Regions from separate parts of the Homo sapiens genome. Here region 1 is linked to region 2. Evidence: chromatin loops called from intact Hi-C (ENCODE). Cell type or tissue: HepG2. All regions are shown on one strand. Each heading gives the region's core, and the rest is flanking DNA. Links, peaks and the distances in the headings are about the cores only.

The links. Peaks named below come from ENCODE experiments on the same cell type or tissue, not always from the same donor. Only the 100,000 strongest peaks of a DNase experiment are listed, where the experiment ranks them.
Region 1: a loop joins it to region 2, with 22 times the contacts of the local background. A loop is called at or near these places in 79 of 110 quality-filtered maps.

What each region holds. Positions count from the first base shown.
Region 1 is chr3:13,880,950-13,891,569 of GRCh38, reverse strand. No RefSeq gene overlaps it. Among named protein-coding and RNA genes, the nearest start is that of WNT7A, 6.2 kb to the right of the region's middle. In HepG2, for the core only: a CTCF peak has its summit at 5,976 (motif pointing right); a DNase peak (open chromatin) is centred at 5,969.
Region 2 is chr3:13,652,882-13,663,501 of GRCh38, reverse strand. All of the region lies in intron 1 of LINC00620 (long intergenic non-protein coding RNA 620), which reads right to left. It overlaps LOC100293612 (a long non-coding RNA gene), which reads left to right and starts at 9,324. Exons shown (of 2, transcript XR_110033.3): 1 at 9,324-9,411. RefSeq lists enhancers at 859-1,153, 8,468-8,968. In HepG2, for the core only: CTCF peaks have their summits at 5,475 and 8,021 (motif pointing left); no DNase peak of the experiment used is centred there; H3K27me3 peaks cover 3,859 bases.

The sequences.
Region 1 (10,620 bases), core at 1,126-9,125, 230 kb before region 2:
CATAACAGTACTAGGAAGTAATTACTATTATCCCCATCCTACACACAAGTAAACAGAAGCTCTGAGAGGCTAATAATCTATCAAGGCTCCATAATTATGTAACAGATCCAGAATTCAAATCCATGTTGGTCTAGTCCAGAGCTTCAGCCATTAACTATTCCATACTAGTGGGTTCCATCCATGGCTGTGTCTTAGAACCTCCCTGAAAGCTTTTTATATGCTCCACAGAGATTCTGATTTAAGTGGTTGGAGGTAGGGTTCAAGCATCAGTCTGTTTGTAATTATCTTATTTAATCCACACAACAACTGGAGATGAAGGTATTTATCTTTCTATTTAAAAATCAGAGAAACTAAGACCCAGAGATGCAGACTCACTTGCCTAAAGTCACACAGTAATTCCACAGTGAAACTGGGATATATGATCAGATCTGTCTTCTCCAAAAAGCCATCCTTAGCTCCAGAGAAAGGCAGCCTCCCTAAAGCTGGGGGATATACTGGCCAACCACTCTGCTCCAGCCCCAGAAGCCTCCCAGGGAATGTGTGTGCATGAGGGGCAGAGCGCCAGGTGGCAACTAAGTGATAAACAGGCCAGGACATGCCAGGATGTGTGCCGGAAGCCCAGCCCACTAAAGGCAGAGGTGTGGCTGGGCCAGGGTGGGGGCCGGACGTGGGGATGCACTTTTTCCCCAGCACAACAAGCTGTGGGCTTCCTCCCTCCCAGCTGAGCCCTGCCTGATATGGCAGGCCCAGAATGGGTCGCTAGCTAGAGAGTGGAGGGGTGGCAGGAGGGCAGGGGCCCAGGGCCAGTCCCCAGAGGAAGTCACATGGCTGGGGGCACAGGCATGACCCAGGAATGGTGAGGGGAGGGAGATATTTCAGGCCCGAGAGGAAGGGCCCAGCCCATGAGATGAATCACCCGGGCCGGAGATTATCCTGAGGAAGACCTTGGGGGTGGAATGGTGATAAGTGCTCTCCTCCCGAGGTGACCAGGAGCCCACGGGCAGATGGCCAGCGGCCGGTGAGGCAAAGTGTGGCTGGGAGCGCACAGATGAGTCTGAGAGGGCCCACCAGATCCAGGTGCTTTCCAGAAGGGACTTCTCAGTGACCCTACAACATGAGGGGAAGCCCTGGAGACCAGTCACTTGCACAAGGTCACAGGGCCAGAGATGGGATTTGGAGTGGGAGTGTGCCTTTCTGTTTCCGCAGCTTGTCTCCCCAAAGCAGGGAGCTAAGACTGCCACTGCCCTCCTGCTCCAGGGGCTTCCTGGGTGGACATGAAACTTCACTGATAAGACACCAGGCTTTAGACTCCGAATGGCAAACCAGGTGTCAGAGCTTATGCTTGCTCCTGGATGAGGCACTAGACTTGTCCCAGCTTCTTATTGCAGGAATGGGAAGTAGGGAGTCCAGAGGCTCACCCAGAACAAGGGGCTTACCCAGGATTCCAGAGCAGGCTGGACAGAGGCCAGTGGACCTGAGTCCTGCCTCCCAGCCCACAGATGATGATCTTCTGGATCTCTAAGGGTGGCCATCAGCATCACCTGGGAACTTGTTAGAAATGCACATTTTGGGGTGCATTTCATTCAGTCCCAGATGGACTGAATGTGAACCTGGGCAGTGGGCATCCCTCTGAGCATTAACAAGCCCTCCTGCAGGGGATTCTGGTGCCAGCAGAACATAAAGTACACACACACACACACACACACACACACACACACACACACACACACACACACATATTCACCGGGTGGTATTTGGTATAAAATGGCCTCACAATGGTCTTTACCTCAAATTCAATTAAAACAATCCCATCCACCTGATGATCCATCCATGGGCTCACAAACCATGAGAATGCAGAGGTCCTTCAAAATCAACAGGGATTTGTTTCTCAAGCTGGAGGGATATGTGGGCTCCTTGAAAGGGGAAACTTGTACACTACTCCCCCTGGCCAATAAACACACTCAATGGTGGTTTAACTAATTTTTAGTACACCATTGCTTAGATATGTACTATCATAAAACTAAGCGTAGGCTCTTATGCTATTAAAATCTGCAAGTTCCAGATGAAATATAAACTAACATAAACACCAGAAAATCTAACTTTTAAATGAATGATAATTGACATATGCCAGAGAATGTTACTTTGCTGAAGCCAAGTGGCAGCTTGTAGCCTGATCATGGTGTCAATTGTCACCATGTAGGGCCCATTAAATTTGGCACCATCTATCACCCTCTGTCATGAGATGAATCAAACCTCCCAACCCCTTTCCTCTAGCCCACCTCCTCCTAACCCTTTCTTCACACAGGGCAGGGGCTTCAGTGAATTACTGCTTTCTTCTCCTGGGCTCCAAATCACAAAAGTGGTTTTCCTGGGAACCTTATGACCATAAGCAAAAATGCAAACTCAAACAGCAAAGTTAATTAGAGGACAGTTATCAGTTATAATGAGGTCATCCTAATAGTTTGAAATATGAGGATGTTAGATTCATGTTAAAATGAAAAAAAAAAAAAGACCATTTGAAATTCTCATTCTTGGAGCCCTGAGCATTCCTCTCTGGAAACCTGGGAGTCCATAGATCCCTTTTGAAGAGACAGAGACTTAGAGCTGGCATGCCTTACTCCATTTCTGAGCTGGAGAAATCAAGGGCCACAGAACAGTGGGGACCCACTGTTCCCTTCTCTGATCCCTCTAACCTCTATCAGCTGATTTCTCACTGGTATGAGGAAGAAGTGTCCCAGTCACCATTGTATCCAAATGCAAGGGGCTCCCCTGGGATGAGTGAGCCGCTCTCCCTGAGAGAGGTTTGAGCACAGTTGGCCACTACTCAGTGGAGATGGGATAGACTTCCCTCCACCTCTGCCAGGAAGTCCAACTTGGGAGGTCTTGAGGGGGACCTGGGCATCTGTTTCATACCTAAGTAATTTGGATGCACATAGTAGTTTGAGAAACAGTGGCCCTGATCATCTTTAAGATTCCTCTGATCCTAGAGGGCTGGATTCCAATACACATCTTTATCGCCATAATCATCATCATCAAATAACTATCATGTGTTGAGTGCATGCTATGTGCCAGTTGCTCTGTGAAATGTGAATGTGTTATATATATGATTGCTGTAACCTATGAGATGGCATTATTATTATCATCATCTCCATACAGATACGGAAATAGGCTAAGGGAGGTTCACCATTTTCCTAAGGTCACACAGCAAGAGGCTGAGCCGAGACTCAAAGCTGGGTGTGTTGCCCCAGTGCCCTAGCAGTATTTCATATCCAACTCTGCCCCTAGCTGGCTATGTGCCTTTGGAGCCTCTCGGGCCTGCAATGGGGCTCAGTCTCCCCACCTGTAGGATGGATTGTCTCTTTGCAGCCTCTTCCACAATCTTGGCCCCCAGATTCACAAACAGATTGATGGTTCAGCAAGGGAGTCAATAGGACTTTGGCAGCAGGGGGAGGGAGACATCAATTTTCCAGCCCCAAGGCCCATGTTCCAGCTCCTCCCAGTCAGGATGCTCTGGTCCTACCCATTCTGCCCCCAACTCCTGCCCCCTTGATAACACTGAATCACTGGCCTGGGTGAGGCCTACCTCGTGCATAGCAGTGGGTATTAGGAATGCTGGGATGGAGATGAAATCTATGTAGGCGAAATCAGTGCAAAGGAGCCTATTATTAGCAGGAGTGAGGAGATGTGGGAGAAGACAAAAAGGGAATGGAGACATGTGTTAACATAAGTGCCAGACACTCAGCTAGACGCTCAGCTAGATGCTGGGTAAGCAACTTAACCCCTCAACATCTCAATTTTCTCTTCCGGAAAATGAGGTTTTTATGAGGAGTGCATGAGAATCATCCAATTATTCATGTGTCTAACAATTATTCATCAAGGGCCGCCCATGTTCCAGGCATCATTCTATGAAATGCAGCTGTTAAGTAACAAATATTCCTACTTGTGGGGCAGACAGTGCAATGAGGAAGATAGACAAACAAAAGTCAACAAATACACAATGTAAAGTTGGGGGGTGCTGATACATTCTAGGCATATAAATAAAGCCAGAGTAAGAGGTGGTCTAGACAGTGCCATGAAAGCGCAGGGTACTCAGGGGTCACCCCCATGGGGCAGCGATGTGGGAGGTGATATTCTGCTTGAATGAAGTAATGGGTGAACCATACAGCCATCTGGGAAAAGTGCTGCCAGCAGCAAAGAAATATAAGGCATCCATCAGACAGCCTGGCACATACTAGGTCCTCAGTAAATTGTGCATGCTATCACAGTGCAAAGAGAGAGGCTGTTTCCTTATTTGAGCAGATGGATGGTCTCTGTGTTCCTGCTGCTCCCCAGCTGTAGGAATGTAGTCTTCAGACCCCAGCTTTTTGCCCTGCCTGCTCTAATCCTGGGAGAGAGGACCTGGGGGCCAACAGCTCCAAGGCAGAAGGAGGAAGAAGAGATTCCATCGGAGGCAGCACAACCTCCTACCAGCCTGGCGCACAGAGGGGGGCTCCCCAAGCAGACACCATGGTGCCAGTCACAGGAGTTGAATGCTGGATAGCCACAAAATAATAGAGGCTGATCTCACTGGTGAAAACCCACATGGGACTGGATAACAGCCCTGCTCTGACAATGTGGGTGCCTTCCCATCTACAGGATGAAGGCTACAGGCCTTTACAATTGACACCCTAATGGCTTCTGCCACCTCCTTCCCACCTCTCCTTCTTTCCAGCTCCTCTGCTCTCCACGGGCTGATTACCCGGGGTCTGGTGATCATCACTGGGTGTGCAGCTCTGGGTGCCCTCTGGAGGTGCCCATGTCAGGGGATGGGGAGCAAACAAACACACAGATGAGGCTGTGGTGTTTGTGGTGTTTATGGTGGCTGCTTGAACAGGGGCTAGCACAGAGGCTGTGGAGGTCAATATCCTTTTGGAGGAGTTGGCCAGGGATGGCTTCTGGAGGAGGCAAAATGAAGCTTGTTCAGTTCTCAGCTCTTCAGAGCCTTCTCTGGTCACACTACCTGAGGTTCCCCACGGAGCTGTTCTGTGTCACAGCTCTGAATTTCATTTTCTTCTGAGAACTTTCCCACATGAGAGTATTTCTTTCCTTCATCAATTCATTCAACAAAAATGATGCTCCCGCTGGGTGCAGTGGCTCACGCCTGTAATCCCAGCACTTTGGGAGGCCGAGATGGGCGGATCACAAGGTCAGGAGATGGAGACCATCCTGGCTAACATGGTGAAAGCCCGTCTCTACTAAAAATACAAAAAATTAGCTGGGCATGGTGGCGGGCACCTGTAGTCCCAGCTACTCGGGAGGCTGAGGCAGGAGAATGGCGTGAACCCAGGAGGAGCTTGCAGTGAGCCGAGATCGAGCCACTGCACTCCAGCCTGGGCGACAGAGCGAGACTCTCTGTCTCAAAAGAAAAGAAAAAAAAAATGCTCCCAGTACAGGGCTCCCAGCAGCTCCAAACACTTACTGAAAGCTTTGGCTATGGTTTATGCTGCTGAAGTTTTCTTCTAAGCATCAATGAAGAAAACGGAGGGACCAAACACAGGTGGAAAGTCTCTATAATCTCACCCTGGGGGACCCGCCGTTAGAGACCACCTTAAACACAAACACCCTTTCTTGATCCGTGGCAGCACCAATGGTGGCGGTGGCCTCTCTCTTAATTTAATTTACAAGCGTGTACACGGCACTGGCTATGTTCCTGGCAATGTGCTAAGCACTTTACTTGTAGTATCTCAAACCTCAAAACTACCCAAGGAGGTAGAAACCATTACTGTGCCCAGTTTACAGATAAACTGAGGCAACGAGGGATTTAAGTAACTTTTCCAAGGTCACAAAGATAATAAACGGTGGAGCCAGGATGTGGACACCTCTAGAGCCCTCACTGACAGCAGTGTCTGGTATACAGCAGGACTCCATATCCCTTAGAGATTATTGCTGTGGCCGAGATCTAAGCTGATCTCCTTCTGTATCCAGCAGGGGGCGACAAAGCACCTGGCTGACTGTGCACCTGCCCCAGGTATGGTTGATTTGGCTTAAAGAGGAACAGTACCTGCTGAAGAGGTATCCTTCTCACTTCTTAATCCAGGCAGAGGGAGCTAAATGGGGAGAAAAATTCTGGGCTAGCATGACTCTGCCAAAGAAGAACTTTCTGCAATGGGTCCCATTGAAACAGTCATGAAACCGTTATTCACACTAGGTTCCAGGTTTTGGAATGAATCCTTGGAGGAGCTCCCAGTCAGGTGAAGGATTAAATTACCTGAACATTATTAGGCCCACAGAAATCCAAACAAGTTAAAAATAAACCGTTCTGGATCACGAAGCTAGTAGGTCTCAGAGTTGGGATTCAAACTCAGACCTATCTGACCCAAAAGTCTGAACTCTTTTTACCAAACCATGGTCCTCATGTTGATGAAAGCCCTGTCCTGGGTGCTGGAGACAGAGATGAAGGATACAGCGTTTTTCCCACAAGGAGATTATGTCCTGATGGAGGAGGGAGGGGAGTGAGGCCATACAACATTTGGGGTGGGAAGGGCTCTGCCAAGATCAGCACAAGAAGGGTGAGAGCACAGAGGAAGAGATGCATTAAAAGGTGGTCCCTTTGAAGATCATATCTATTGTGTTTACTGCTGTACCCCAGCAGTGAACCCAGCCCAGGGCCCAGCACAGTTTAATCCTCAACGAATGTTTGATGACTGAATGAATGAGGAAGACACCAAGTGCCTAGGATAGGAGTAATGTAGATCAAGGAAGGCTTTTCAGATGAGTTGACATTTGGGTGGGATTTGGAGGATAAGTTAGAAGTTTACCAGGTAGAAAAGAGCTAAAGGCATTCTAGACATATGCAAAGGAAAACAGGCTGCAGTAGTAGTCTCTCAACTTTTTAAAAAATCCTAACCCAAAATGTATACACATACACATCCAATACACACACACACACACACACACACACACACACACACGCACACACACAGTTGGAACCTTATGCATAATGCCCTCTGTTATTTTCTGATCTATTTCTTTTTGTAAATGCTAGTGGCAACCCACTAATTTGTTGTGATATGTGCACAAGTGTTTGGGGAAAGTGGAGGCTGTAAAGGTAATTTTGAGCTAGACCATAAAGATCTCTGGATGTTAGGCTGGTAAGATGGAACCCTTTTTAGTTCTGCCTCTCCTTCCTTCCCTGTGAAGCCAAACACTACAAATTCCTTTTCCTTCTCTCACTGTCTGATGAACTCCCTGCCTCTCAGGCTTGTCTTTGTCACCTTTAGTCCCTCCATTTCCCCAGCTGGTTCTTTAAATCATGCTGAATTCCTGGGGCTCTGCACTGGGCCTTCCCCACTCATCCTTCTTGGTCTCCCAGGGTGTCCTCTCCTTGCCTTGATTTGAATGTCTGCCCACTTCTAGCTGGGGATATCCAACCTAGAAGTGACAGCCCCAAGCCTCTCCCCGAGCACCAGTCACCCTTCAGTGACCTACAGACACTTCAGACTCAGCATGTCCAAAACCAAGTTTCACTCCCTGAGACCTCCTGCTCCCAGGGTCCCCAGTCTGTATTTTTCTCACCAGCCACACTCTCACAGGACAGGACACTGTCCTGGAGGCCTTCCTTATCCTGTCTACCCTGCCTTCAAACTCGGTCTCAAATCCACCCCCTTCTCTCCCCACCATCTGTCCAGGGTAAGCCTTCTCTCCCACAGGTAACTGTTGAGACCTCCTGACTTGCCCTCCTCTCTTGCTCCCTCCTCTGTTGGCTCCCATGACAGCCACCATGAACCTTCTGAAACAAAAACCTGATCATGTAACACTGCTACCCCCCTTAATATGCCCTGTGTCCCTAGACTCCCCATTGAGCCTCTTCCCTGCATATCTCCTTCCCTCTAACGCCCCAATATCCAGGCACCTTGAACCTCCGTGGCCCTGTTTCCTCTGGTTTCAAAAACTCACTTGCTTAATACCAACTCACTCTTTTAGGATCCCATTTTAGGAACACTTCCTCTAGGAAGCCTTCCCTGATCCTCTGAGACTGGCTGAGGAGCTCCTCTGTGTTCCAACAGCCCACTGTGCACCACACATCTTGGTGCCTAACACCTTTTTTCCTATTGGAGTGTCCCAAGTCCTTCCCCCTCCTCCATTAGATGGGCAGCCTAATGGGGCTGGGGGGTGGGTTAAGAGCAGATGCTGAAGTCAGTATTTTCTAGGTTCGAAGCTCAGCTCAGCCATGGACTGGCTGTGGGAATTTGATACTTTATTTAATCCCTCCCTGATTCACTTTCCTCATTCTATCAAATAATGATGGCTGTGATAATGATATCAACAAGTGGAGTACCTACCCCTTGGCATTTTCAGGGGATTCAGTGAGTTGATATGCTGAGGCTGTAAATGACAGTGCCTGGCATGTAATAGTGCTACCTATGTGTTTGATCATGAAATCGGTCCTCAGATGGGTTGCTCCAGGAGGGGCAGAGACTGGATTTATTTGATATACTGATCTGTCTTGGCCATATTCTTCCCTGCTGTGTTCCTCCTCTTCTTCCTCCTCCTCCTCTCTCATCTTCCGATGTACCCAGCACCTGCATGGGCTATTGGTATGTGCCTAGCACCTGGCCTGACATCCGGTCACAAGTACACCCCAGCATTCATGACATGAGTGAAACTTTGGTCTAGGAATGATGGTGAATGCAGAAAATAAAGGTCATATTTGGAGATTCTTTGGAGGTAGACTGCTCAGGGCTTGTGCTGACTTCATCTGAGGGTGGAAGAGGAGGAAGAGGAGGAGGAACAATGCAGGAGGGAAGAACATGGTCAGGACAGACCTTGTGATTTCCTTTACCAAACTCTTAGCTCCTCCAACCATCTCCAGATCATTACAAGCCACCTCCATTCACCCAAATACTCCAGCCAACATCGGGGTCACCTATCATTCCTCTTTCTCTTTCTCTACCCACCCCCACCGAATCCTTTCAAGTCCTGTCTGTGCAAGACACAGGCCCCGTATCCTGGGTCCTTTTCTCCTCTCTGCACCCCACTTCTACCCTTATTGTCCTAGTTACAACTGCTGTGTAACAAGCATCCCCTCCAAACTTAGTGGCAAAATAATCATTATATTCACAAGTTATAGGGCTCAGGAAGTTGGGCAGGGTACACTGGGGATACTACACGGCCACTGTCCACCATGCTTTAGCTTGGCAGACACAAAGCCAGCATGACATAATGGTGGAGGTACCTTCACCCACATTTCTGGCACCTGGGCAAGGTGACTCCAGTGCTGAACTCACCTGGGACTGTGGGCTGGAGCAAGCACAGGTGGCCTCTGCCTATGCCTGGGCTTCCTCACAGCATGGTGGCCTCTAGGCCTCTTCCATGGTGGCTCAGGGCCCCAGCACTGGTGCGCCAGCCAACAAAACAAAGACTGCATTGTCTTTTATCGCGAAGACTTGTAATTTTTGAGCATCACTTCTGCTACATCTTATTGGTGGAAGCCATCACAAGCCCACCCAGATTCACGCAGGCAGAGCACAGAGAACCCACTTCTTCATGGGAGGAGTGTCAAATAATTTTGTGGTCATGTTCTAAGAGCACCACCCTAACCCAAACTACCAATGTCTCACCTGGACCCCTACTGTCATCTCCTCTCTGGTCTGCTTGATGGCGCACTTTACTCACCTGTCCCCATTCCCACAGTGTGTTCCCTTAGGACAGCCACGGGGAGCTTTTGAACACACAAATCAGATCAGTCACCCCCTTCTTCATCCCTCCAATGTCCCCAGCTGAACACACCACTGAAATCCAAGCTCCTTGACGTGCCCACACAGCTTTGTGGATCTGTGTATCCCCATCTCCCTTCAAGCTCAGGCCTTCTCTCTCTCTCTATTGCAGCCCACCATCTCCTCCCTGGGGCTCATGCCCACCTCTGAGCTTTTGCACCTGCTGGTCCCCTTCCTGCAGTGCTGGACCCCTGATGCTGTGTCCTTCAGGCCTCACCTCAAATGCCACCTCCTCAGATCTAAAATTAACCCTCCAACACCCAGTATTCCCTCTCCCATCACCCTGCTTAATGGTCTACTATCTGCAACTCTGTTCTTGTTCACTTATCATCTGTCTCCTTCCTGGCCCCAAGAAGAAAGACTGTTGCCTTTCTTCTTCCTTGTGTCCACGGTGCCCACTATCGTGGTTGGCACAGAATATGGAATATGAATGAATACCTGAATGGTGGCTTTCGGGTGTGTGTGTGTGTGTGTGTGTGTGTAATTTAGAAAGGCAATCTTGAAGGATAGTCAGGACTGGGTGCAGGAGGTTACTACAGTTGGGCATACTTTGTTTCCCATATGGTTGTGCCACTCGCTAGCTGGTGACTCTGGGCAAACACCTTCACCTCCTTGAGCCTCAGTGTCTTCAGCTGAAACCTGAGTTCAGATTTGCCAGACCTGGGCATAGGGACAGCAGGTCCAGCAGGAACACCAAGCCAGGACCACAGCCACTCCCAGGGAGCTCAGTCCCTGGAGCCCGAGAGGAACACTCTCCGGAGGCGCAGGCGCAGCCGCTCCTAGAGACTGGGCAACCCCCAGGTGGCAGGCGGGACCGGTCCGTGCAAACAGGGAACAGGTACCCGGAGGATGGACATTCGCTGGC
Region 2 (10,620 bases), core at 1,642-9,641:
GATCTGCCACTACACTCCAGCCTGGGCGACAGAGTGAGATCCTGTCTCCAAAAAAAAAGATGGGGCAAGGCAGGAGGTCCGAGTGGAAGAGATGGGGTGGCCTCGCTGCTGGCTTTGAGGATGGAGGGAGGGGCCCTGAGCCCAGGAGAGCAGGTGTCTTCCAAAATCTGGAAAGGGCCAGAAAGGGCTTCTCAGAAGGCATGTAGCCCAGGCGACACCTCGATTTTGTCCCATAAAAGCCATTTTGAATGTCTGGCCCTCAGAACCGTCAAAAGAATAAGTGTGTGTTGTTTTCACCTGCCCCATTTGTGGGAATTTGCTACAAGCCCCATAGAAAAATAATCCAGCCTTGAGTTCATGTCCTTTGTAGGGACATGGATGAAGCTGGAAACCATCATTCTCAGCAAACTATCGCAAGGACAAAAAACCAAACACCGCATGTTCTAACTCATAGGCGGGAATTGAAAAATGAGAACACTTGGACACAGGAAGGGGAACATCACACACCGGGGCCTGTTGTGGGGTGGGGGAAGTGGGGAGGGATGGCATTAGGAGGTATACCTAATGTAAATGACGAGTTGATGGGTGCAGCACACCATCATGGCACATGTATACATATGTAACAAACCTGCATGTTGTGCACATGTACCCTAGAACTTAAAGTATAATAATATATATATGTGTGTATATGTGTGTGTGTGTGTGTGTGTGTGTGTGTGTATATATTAAATAATCCAGCCTGAAGATGGCGTGGGGCAGGAGCAGCTGGGGCATGAGGGAGCCCCAGGCACGCCTCCCACGGGACACTAAGCTACCCCCGGGAAAGACCGCATTCCTAGCGTGGGCACAGCCGTGGGCATGGCGGGGTACTCCCTTTCCCACCACGCCACACACGGGCCACTAGGAACGGCTAGCCGGGCTACCCAAGGCCGGTCTACGACATCCCGCCCCTTTCTCTCCACGATTGGTCCAGATGAACCAGGTCCAAGCCAATCAGTGCATGGCCTCCTCCTGCCCCCAGAACAGGCATAAAAATGGGCCAATCGGTCCAAAGGCCAGAACCTCTGCTGGCTCTGCGGGAAATCCTGCCAGAGACGCCTGGAACCACTGCAGCAACTTTGCGATCATGAGGGAGTTAAAAACCAGAGGAGGCAGGAGCAAGAGAGTCGCCAGTAAGGGAAGATGAGCCCTGAACCAGAACAATGGCTGTGGAGAAGGGCCAAAGGGGGCCAGAACAGGAGGACTCTGGAGAGAACCGGGAAACCTGGAGCTCTGTGGCACTGGGGAAGAGAAGACAGCCTGTGGGGAAACTGAGTCACCACCCTCTATCTCATCTACATTCTCCCCACAGCAGCCAGGAGCACGCCATGTAAACCTAGGTCAGACCACCACCCTCCACTGTTCAGAACCTCCTGACAGGGTCCCCGCCCAAAGTCCTTACCCACACCAAACTCCATACTGTGGCTTCAAGGTGCTGCACACCTTCTGGCCATGTGGCCTCTCTGATCGCCCTGCACCCAGTCTGCTACTCCCCGGCCTTGCACAGTATTCAAGCGCACCAGGCCCATGCCTGCCTGGGGGCCTCTGCCTGGGATGTGCCTACCGCCTGGAAGGCCCCTGTCTCAGACGCCTACTTGGCTCACTCCTCCTCTTGCAAATGTTTGCCCAAGAGTCACCTTTCCAGTGAGTCTGTCATTGACCATCGCCTCGCCATCACTCCAACCCCTGCCATCTCTCCCACCCCACTTCCTGCTTGGGTTTGTTCCCTAGAGCTTAGTGCAGGCCATTTATTTGCCTATTTGTTTTGTTAATTGACTGTATTAATTGACTCCTGGAGGGCAGAGACTTTTCCTTTGCCCAGGGCATATGACAGTGTAGGCCCAATCAGATCATGGCCTCCACCTGCCTCCAGAACAGGCATTAAAATGCCCCAACCTCCTAAAGGCCAGAACCTACACAAAGTAGGTACAAAATTCATACTTGACTCAGAACCGAGAGGCCATCAGATGGAAGCTCAGCTCTGACCCTGATAACCCCCTCCGCACCCACTTGGGTGCCTGGAACTTGTTCTGGGGCGCCCTTCACCCCCTAGTCACCCGTCAGCGGAGCCAGACCTCTGGAGTCTGCACAGACAACTCTGCCTTAAAAACAGCAGGCATTCCTGGGCGCCCCCCTCCCACCACCCCGGCCCCGGGGCTCTAGTGCACACAGGCACGTGTACAAACAGGCCGGCAGGAGCAGATTCCAGGAGCTGAGGGAGCAGCCTGCGAGCCCAGAGAGGCTGCCCACCAAGGGGCACCAGCAGCCCCCGCCCTGCGACAGCCCCACATCTGCTACCTGTGCTCCTCGGCACACACGCCACACACACACGCCACATACACACATGCATGCACACATGCCATGCACACACACACACTGTGTTTGGAAATTCCAGAATCTTATAATTTTGAAAACTCATTTATTTCAGCTTAGCCCACATTCTGTTCTTAAAGCCTGGGTCATGGAAAACTGTGCCTTTCCAGAGCCTCAGAATCTCCAAGACTCAAAGCAGAAGGACCCGACGAGATTGTCCTGTGGCAGAGTCAGCTGGTAGACCCCAGGACAATCCTCCCCTTCTTTCCCTGAATTTCAGCTGGGCTCCCAGAATAAAGCCCTCACTTTCAGCCTCTCTGGCATCTAAGGGTGGCTGTGTGATGAAGCTCTGATCAGTAGGATATAAGCAAAAGTGTCCCACATCAGCTTCCAGGAGCCTTTCCTAAAAGACATCTGATACCCACAGTCTGTCCTTTTTTCTTCTTCCCTCCTACTTAGAACTTAGATGTGATGGCTGGAACTCTGGCAGCCATCTTGGACCACAAGGACCAGATTTCCTCCTTGGTTAGGTGGAGCCAGGAGCTAGAAGGAAGCTGTTCCCCATGCCAGATCTGTACCACCTACCTTGAGGCTTAAATATGAATGAGATAGAAATTTCTCCTTTCTTGAAGCCATTGTTCTTTGGGTTTTTCATTTACAGTCCAACCCTCCTATTGCATAGATGGGGCAAGTGAGGCCTGAGTCAGGCATTGACCCATGCGATGAGTCAGGGCAGAGCCAGGGCAGAACTAACAGCACCTGCCTTGACCTCTTGTGAGCCCCTAGGATACCTTGGTTCTGACTCACCCTTAAGTCTCAGGACTAGAGGTCTTCAGGGGTCCAACAGCCCAACACCTGCCCCTTTCACAGCATTACTGGCAGATGGTCAGCCAGGTGCTGCTTGGACATCTCAGGTGACTGGGAGAATGGTTCCTCCCTCCCAGTCCAGCCCAGTCCTGCTGAGTTCCAACTGGGAAACCCGGGCCACACACAGAGGTGGAATTGGCCTCCAGTCCTTGGCCCCAGCTTACCCTCTGGGCTCACGCAGGGGCAGAGACCAGGACTCCCTGAGGCTGCTTCTCTCCAATCTCATGGGCATTTGCTGCCCTGCCACTCTCTGAATTCTGCTTTTGGGAAGAAGTTCAAGCAGGAGAGAGCAGGGAAGAAAATACAGACTCATTGGGGCCTTCTCAGACTCTGGGCTTTGATCTCAGTGGATAACAGAGCAGCGGAAGCTCACCCAGGCCTCCCATGTCACAGGAAGGGACCCAGCGCGTGTTGAGCCCTGGCTGTAGACCATGTAGAGCACTGAGTGCTTTTCATACACTGTCTGCTTCAATTTCCATACAATGCTCTAAGGAAGGCCCAAATATTCACCCCATTTTACAGATAAGGAAACTGAGGTGCAGAGAAAGTTGCCTAGGATGGCCTTGCTAAAACATTCATCTTCCACCCAGGTGTGTCCCACTCCAAGATGTGCACTCTTTCTGGGCCCAACCATGCCCCTCAAACCTCGAGCAGGTCTCAGTGCTGGGTCTGCCACTGGCCCACTGCTCCTCAGCATCCCACGCCCACCCCACGTCCCAGTCAGGACAAGACTCCAACTTGCAGCAGAAATTATGAATAAGGCAAAAGAAAGTTGTCCTGGCCCCTGTGCATGCCTTAAGTATTTAAATTCTTTTTCATAATTATCTCAAATAGTAATTATTGCAGGAGCAATGCGCTTATCGCAGACATGAAACCACCTGCCTTCCCATTTTTGTCAAAAGTGGAAACACTGACATTATTTTTGCGATTCGTTTCAATAGCTGTTTTCACTGTAAATACCACCTTAACCACAAGAAAAATACCCCGGGAGACGCTGGAGGTATTGGAGGTTTCAGAGGAATTATTCCAAGAGGGCTGTGGGTGTCTCCCAAGCACACAGAGAGAAAGGAACATGGAAAACTGTTTCCTCTCCAAGCCAAGGGGGAAAGTGCACCCCGGGGAAAAGTCCCGTGGAAGGGGGCTCACAGGTGCCCCCCCAAGTCCCCTTCCTCCTCTCTGCATCCAACTGCCATCCACACTGCCACCTCCACCCACCCACCCTGGGCTGCCCACCTACTGGAAACACCTCATTCCCTCTGAAAAACATCAAAATCAGGAGGCTCCCTCCCAGGCACCATCGGGAACTAGGGGCCGCAGCTCCAATAGGAAGTTCGAAGAATTCAAAGACTAGAAGGGACCAGATTTCCAAGAATGCAGCTTTCCAAGATTACACAGTCTGGCATGGGTGTGGGCGGGGGGAGGTTGGAGAAGAAAAAGGAACATCCGGAGCTGCAGCCTGAGAAACCACCTGCCCTAGAAGGGAGGGCCCCAAGACATGGTTGGATGAGCCGTGAAGGGAAGCAGGCATCTTGGATTCTAGTCCTATGCCTGCCACAGGGTGGCCTTGGCCAGGCTGCCAACCCTCTCCCGACCTCAGCGTCCCCATCTGTCAAATGGACAAAAGTCTTGAGGGGACCCCTGGGCCTCTCATTCCTGGTGAGTATATGGTGGGCAAACACCTCTTCTTCCCAAGCTTCAATGTTCTCCTCCGAATAGCAGGTCTCTCCCGACTCTAAGCCCCCAGGTCATCAATGCAATTGTCATGATTACTAGTTATTGTCACTGGGCATTGACTAAGTGCCAGGATCTGTGCATGCATTATGCATGTGTACCTGGCATACAGAAGATCCCCACACCATAGTCCTACCATCACTTTACGAGGGTGGAAACTGAGACTCAGGGAGTTGCCCAAAGTCACACAGGTAGTTGTGTGAGGCACACATGGTTGCAAGAAGACAACGTTCCCGAGCACTTGCGATGTACCCCCCTAGAGATGAAACTCTGCTTGCTGCCACTTCACAGATGCAGGCATGGAGGCTTGAAGAGATGAGCCTTCCAGAGCAGTGGAGTGGAGCTGTAATTTCAGCAGGCACTGTTCATGCTGCTTAGGAGGGAGGAACTTTCGAAGAGAGATGTGATGCTGGGTACAAAGAAGCAGCAAGGGAGGGGTCCTGTCTCCAGCCCCGGCTACCTGGGAGTCCCCAGGGTGCTCAGATTCAGTCCTCACCCTCCGCCCTCGTCCCAGCCGTGTTCTCTGCTGCCTCCGTGTGGTCGCTGGGGTTGACGCAGCCTTCCGGAGCCACGCAGCTCTGGGGCTGTGGAGCTTTGGGGCTGTGGAGCTCTGGGGCTGTGGAGCTTTGGGGCCGTGGAGCTTTGGGGCTGTGGAACGGGCTTGAGTAAGGAAGGGGTGACTGCACCGGGCAGAAGGCAAGAGGGCACTGGGGTGCAGGGCACAGTACTGCCCGGGAGTCTCGCTCACTACACTCCAGCCACGCCTCTTGTCAGCACATTCCCACTTCCCAGCCTTTGCTCCTGCAGGTCCCTCTGCCTGGCGCACTCTTCGCTTCGCTTTTCACATCATCCCATTTCCCGCCCAATGGCAGCCCCGCTGTCTAACCAAGGCCCCTCGCTGGTGCCCTCTGACCCCAGTCCTGCTTTGTTGTTCATCTTCCTACTTGTCTCCATCTAATGTCATACTATCGATTTGTTTATTTGTTGACTATCAAATTCTCCAGTAAAATAATATCAGCTCCAGTGTCTGGCACACAGTAGGTGACCGATAAAGACTTTTGGAAAAATAACTGCATGAACATTTCCACTAAATAGCTGTCCCAACTTGTTCACCCCCATACGGCAGCTATGAGTAAAACTGGGAGACTTCTTCATAAGCTTGGGACCTGTCTTCCCAAGGTCCCGGTCCTGCCCACAGATCTACCAGCTCCTCCTAACCCTTCTGCCCCAGGACAACCCTGCAGAGAATTAGGGACAGCAGTGGGGACCCCCTCCAAGCTGAGCCACCCCATCTCCTGACAGAATGCTGTCTCCAGGGCTTGCTGTTCATCTCAGGGTCCACTGATGTGTCTGGAGCTGAGCATAGGAGCCAGAGAGCTCAGAGAATAAAGCAAAACTGGATGTCCCCTCCCTCGTTGCAAGTATAGACCTTTGGTAATGTGGCCTGACAGACACAGTCATCCACTCAACAAATATATCTTCATGCTGCTCCATGCTGATACAGAGGGGTCTATAGAAATGAATCAGGCATGGACATTGCTCATGCAAGAGACATACGGGCTTGGCCCACTTCGTCCTACACACCTCTGTCTGGCCATGTGGCTTTGGGCAAGTCCCTTATCCTCCTCTGCTTCAGTTCCATGTAGGTACAGTGCGAGGCTACTGAAGATGGTCACAAAGCCCCCATCTCACTGATGTTGAACCTGTCCCTGCTCTGAATCTGTGCCTTCATAAGCACCCACACCTGGTGTGCCCACCTGCCCCCTCTCCAACTACTGTTCACCTCCCACTTGCTGCTCAGGGCATGGAAGCCACAGCAGGGAAGAGGGATGGATGGCTCAGGGGACAACCAGGGGCACCGAGGGCTGCCCTCCACCTGCCCAGCACCTTTCGAGGATGGCCCGACAGCTGTTGTCATCACTCTCTCCTGGGAAGAAGGAGACAGCCGGCCCAGTCTCCCCATGAAAGCCTCCCTTGCTGTGTGATAAAGTAGGGGAGACTCCTCCCCATGTTTGCTAAGCACCTATGTGTGCTACACCCCATCCCTGACGTGCCCCGCATGAGAGGCAGCAGTGCCCATTTTACAGATGGGGAGCCTGGGGCTCAAAGTGTTTTGCAACTGGCCCCTGCCACCTAGCTGGTTTGCATCTCCAAGGCCTCAGTCTTGGCCTGGCACAGACTTCACCACTGTGGCTCAATGTACTGGGGCCTCTCATTTTCCTTTTCTTCCCAGGAAGAGAAAATTTTGGACCAAATATTCCCTGCAAGGTAGATCCTGCTATCTTTCTCAAGACCCTGAATCTCTGTGCTCCAATGTAAGTCTCTGGGCTCCTGACCCTGTGAGTCCAATCCACTGTAGCGAGTGATGGTAATCATCACCTCGGGTGCTGTGCTAGAGCTTAACTGCACTGGGTGTCCAGTCCTTGCCACAACCCGATGGGGCTGGTACCATCAGCAGCCCCATCTCACAGATGGGAAACCTAGGCCCAGAGAAGTTAGGGGACTTGCCTGGAAAATGGCAGAGCTGGGATTTGAACCCAAGCCATCCGGGTGCCTCATGGCTACACTGTACTGAAACTCTGAGGGCAGGGGTCCTGAATTCTGCCGCTGAGATTCCAAAGCAGCGATATTATAGACACCTAAGAGAGTGTCATCTCCTTAATGGGATGTTCCCGGGACTTCCTCCTCCTGCTCTCTGGGAAAGCCTTCAGGCCCAGAAAAGGATGGCACCTGTCTGTGCCTTCCAGAGAGGTGGCCCAAGGCGCCCTGCAGTCTCTGGTTATCTCTGGGCAGCCACTCCCCTCGAAAGTGCGAGGGGGAGGTGGCTCCCTGGAGGAGGGGTCCCCTAGGGTTAGCTTGGCAGGTCCCTCCAACCCAGGTCCCACTCACACAGGCACTAATGGCACTAATGGGGGAAGCCAGGGCGGAGCGTCGAGGGGACCATCACGCGCCCCAGGGGCAGTGGGCAGACGCAGCAGGGCAGGCGGCCGGCGCGGATGGGTCTTGGGCGCGCCTGGGAGACCCTCAGGCCTCGCGCGTCCCCGGCGCCGCAGCGGCCCCTGGCGGCGGGCGACCTCCGGCTGAGGCCCTGGCCTTGGGCGCGGGCGGGCCCTTCCTGCTTAGCTGGACGCGCCGGGCGGCCGGGGCGCCGGGAAGAGGAAAAGGCGCTCAAGGCCCGGCCGGGAGCGGCTCGGGGACGGCCGCGGGCGGGCAAGGGCGGAAGGCGGCGGCCGGGCGGCTGCCAGCGGGAGGAACCGGCCCCTTGGCCGGCCGAGCCTCGCCAACTGCTGGAGGGAACCGTCCCCACAGGGGCCTGGCGTCCCGGCCCCAGCCCCGGCCAGGGGCTGCGGGTTGAGCCCGTCGGAGAGCCTGGCGGGCTGGAGAGCGACCACCCGGGATCAGGGACACTCCTGCTGCAGCGCCGTCCTGGGGCTACCTGGGCAAGGAGTTGGCATCCCATCGCCCAGCTGTGCTCACGAGCAGGTCCCCCTTCCTGTATCGCCCGGCCCTAAGGGGGAACCTGAGGCAGACGGGATGTCTCCAGTTGTCGCCACGCCTAGGGCTGCCATGTGTCACTCCCCGCCAAGCCCACATCCTGCCCCAGTGGGCATGGGAGCAGGGAGGTGGGCCAGGCACTGGTTTGATCAAAGCGGAGCTGTGTGCAGAGGGAGTGCCAGGGCTAGGGGCACAGAGGACGATGGGGGAACTGTCTAAAGCCACTTGAGGTGAGAACACACTCCTGCTTCCCGGTGCCCTGGGTCCTGATGCCCCTGACCTTCCACTCCTAACCTGGTACACTGCCCTTTCATCATCTGCTTTACAATCTAGTGAAGCAAATTGCAAGCTGGGGGCTGGGAGCAGGACGGCCAGAGCAGGGCCAAGTAGAGGCTACTGGCCCCTCAAGAAGCACAGACTCCTCCACAGAAGGGGGCCCCCCAGAAAGCAGGCCCTGGGTCTAACAAAGGGAGGCGGATGCTGCCTCTGCTGGAGCCTCCTGCCTCTGTTTCCATGGCAACCCCACTTCCAGGACAAAGCAAAGGCTCAGCATTCCCAGGACACGTGAGCGGGCAGGGAGAGAGCCTGGGCCTTACGGAACAGAAGGGGAAACTGAGGCCCAGAAGGGCAGCAACTTGCTCTCAGTCCCCAGGACATGGCCCGGTTTCCCCCATCACAACACCCATCATGCCAGGGTCTGTCTCCCAGGGGCCCCCAGATTATACTCCTGCAACTAAATATATTAAGCAATAGCCACAAGTGAACGTGCCTTGAAGACACTCATACAAGAGTGAGGAGGCGGATGCCAGGCGTTGGGAAGGGTATTGTAGATATGGCAGTCAGCACAGGCCACTCTGACGAGGTGACATCTGAGGAGAGACCTGAGTGACGGGAGGGAGGGAGCTTTATGAACACTGAAGCCAGCATGTGCCAGGCAGAGGGACCGGCAAGTGCAAAGGCCCCGAGGTGGGAATGGGCTCACTGAGCTGTGGACACGGCAGAGAAAGGGGAGGGAGAGGAGGTTCAGGGGGCGGCAGTGCCAGGACTCTGTGGGTCTCACAGGCCACGGCAAGGAATGTGACTGTATCCTGGTGTGATGGAAACCATGGGGCTGGGAGCTGAGAACAGTCATTAGTCATAATGGCTTAGCCAGCTGTGAGGAGCAAGGTAGTGACAATGGAGGGTGAGGGTGTGGAGAAGAGAGGAGGCAGAGGCCTCCGAGGAGGCGATTGCAGTGACGTCGGTGAGAGACGCAGGTAGTGGAAGCAGGCCGGGGCAGTAGAGGTAGGGGAAGAGGCAGGAAGTGGCGAGTGCTGGAGTGGGTGGGCGGAGGGCTGTGCAAGACTCACCGCTGGCTAGGAGATGAGGGGACGGGCAGGGGCCAGGCTGTCCAGGTTTCCGACTGAGCAACTGGGTGACCAAAGACACCATCTCCTGCGTATCCCCTGATCCAACTGGCCTTGCGCCTCCTCCCATCTCCAATTCCTTCCGCTGCAACCCCTGGATTCAGATTGCTGCCAGCAAACCCACTAAAACCACCTCTTCCCTTACCTCCTGCCCCTGGAGCCCCAGCCCACGTTTGGGGCCCTTGTTGAGGAGGCGCCCTCTCAAGCCCCAGGTCTGGAGATACAGTGTGCAAAGGATGGCCCAGCAAAGACCATGTGCGTTGGTACTGGCAAGGGGAGCTCCCCAAAAGAAAATGGGGAACACTGCAGGCAGGCACATTAGCTGAGGTTCTGTGGACATGTGCTATCCAAGAGCCCCAAAGGGTGGCTACTAAGGCAATGCCCATTTACAGTTGCGGAAACAGGCCCCAGGAGGCAAGATGTCCCAGCCGATGTCTCTCAGCAGGACAAAGACGCTAGCAGTGTTCACTTGGGACCTAATCTGCAGTTGCCTCCTGCCAACCCCCAACCCCGGCCCACCCCGCACCCCAGCCAGCTCCCAGCCCTCAGGCTTTGCTGGGCCCCCTGCAGGGATGGCTCAGCACCAGACCTAGGGCGTGGGCCTGGTGACCAGGTCTGGGGGTGGGAACATCAGGGCATAAATCCTGACCCAGCTGACAGTGCCCCGGGGCAGACACAGAGGCCCTAGTGTCACCTTCCTGTCCCCACCCTTCCTGGCATGTTTCACAAGGTCAGAGGTGCTGGGTGGGGTGAACAAGCACATAAACCT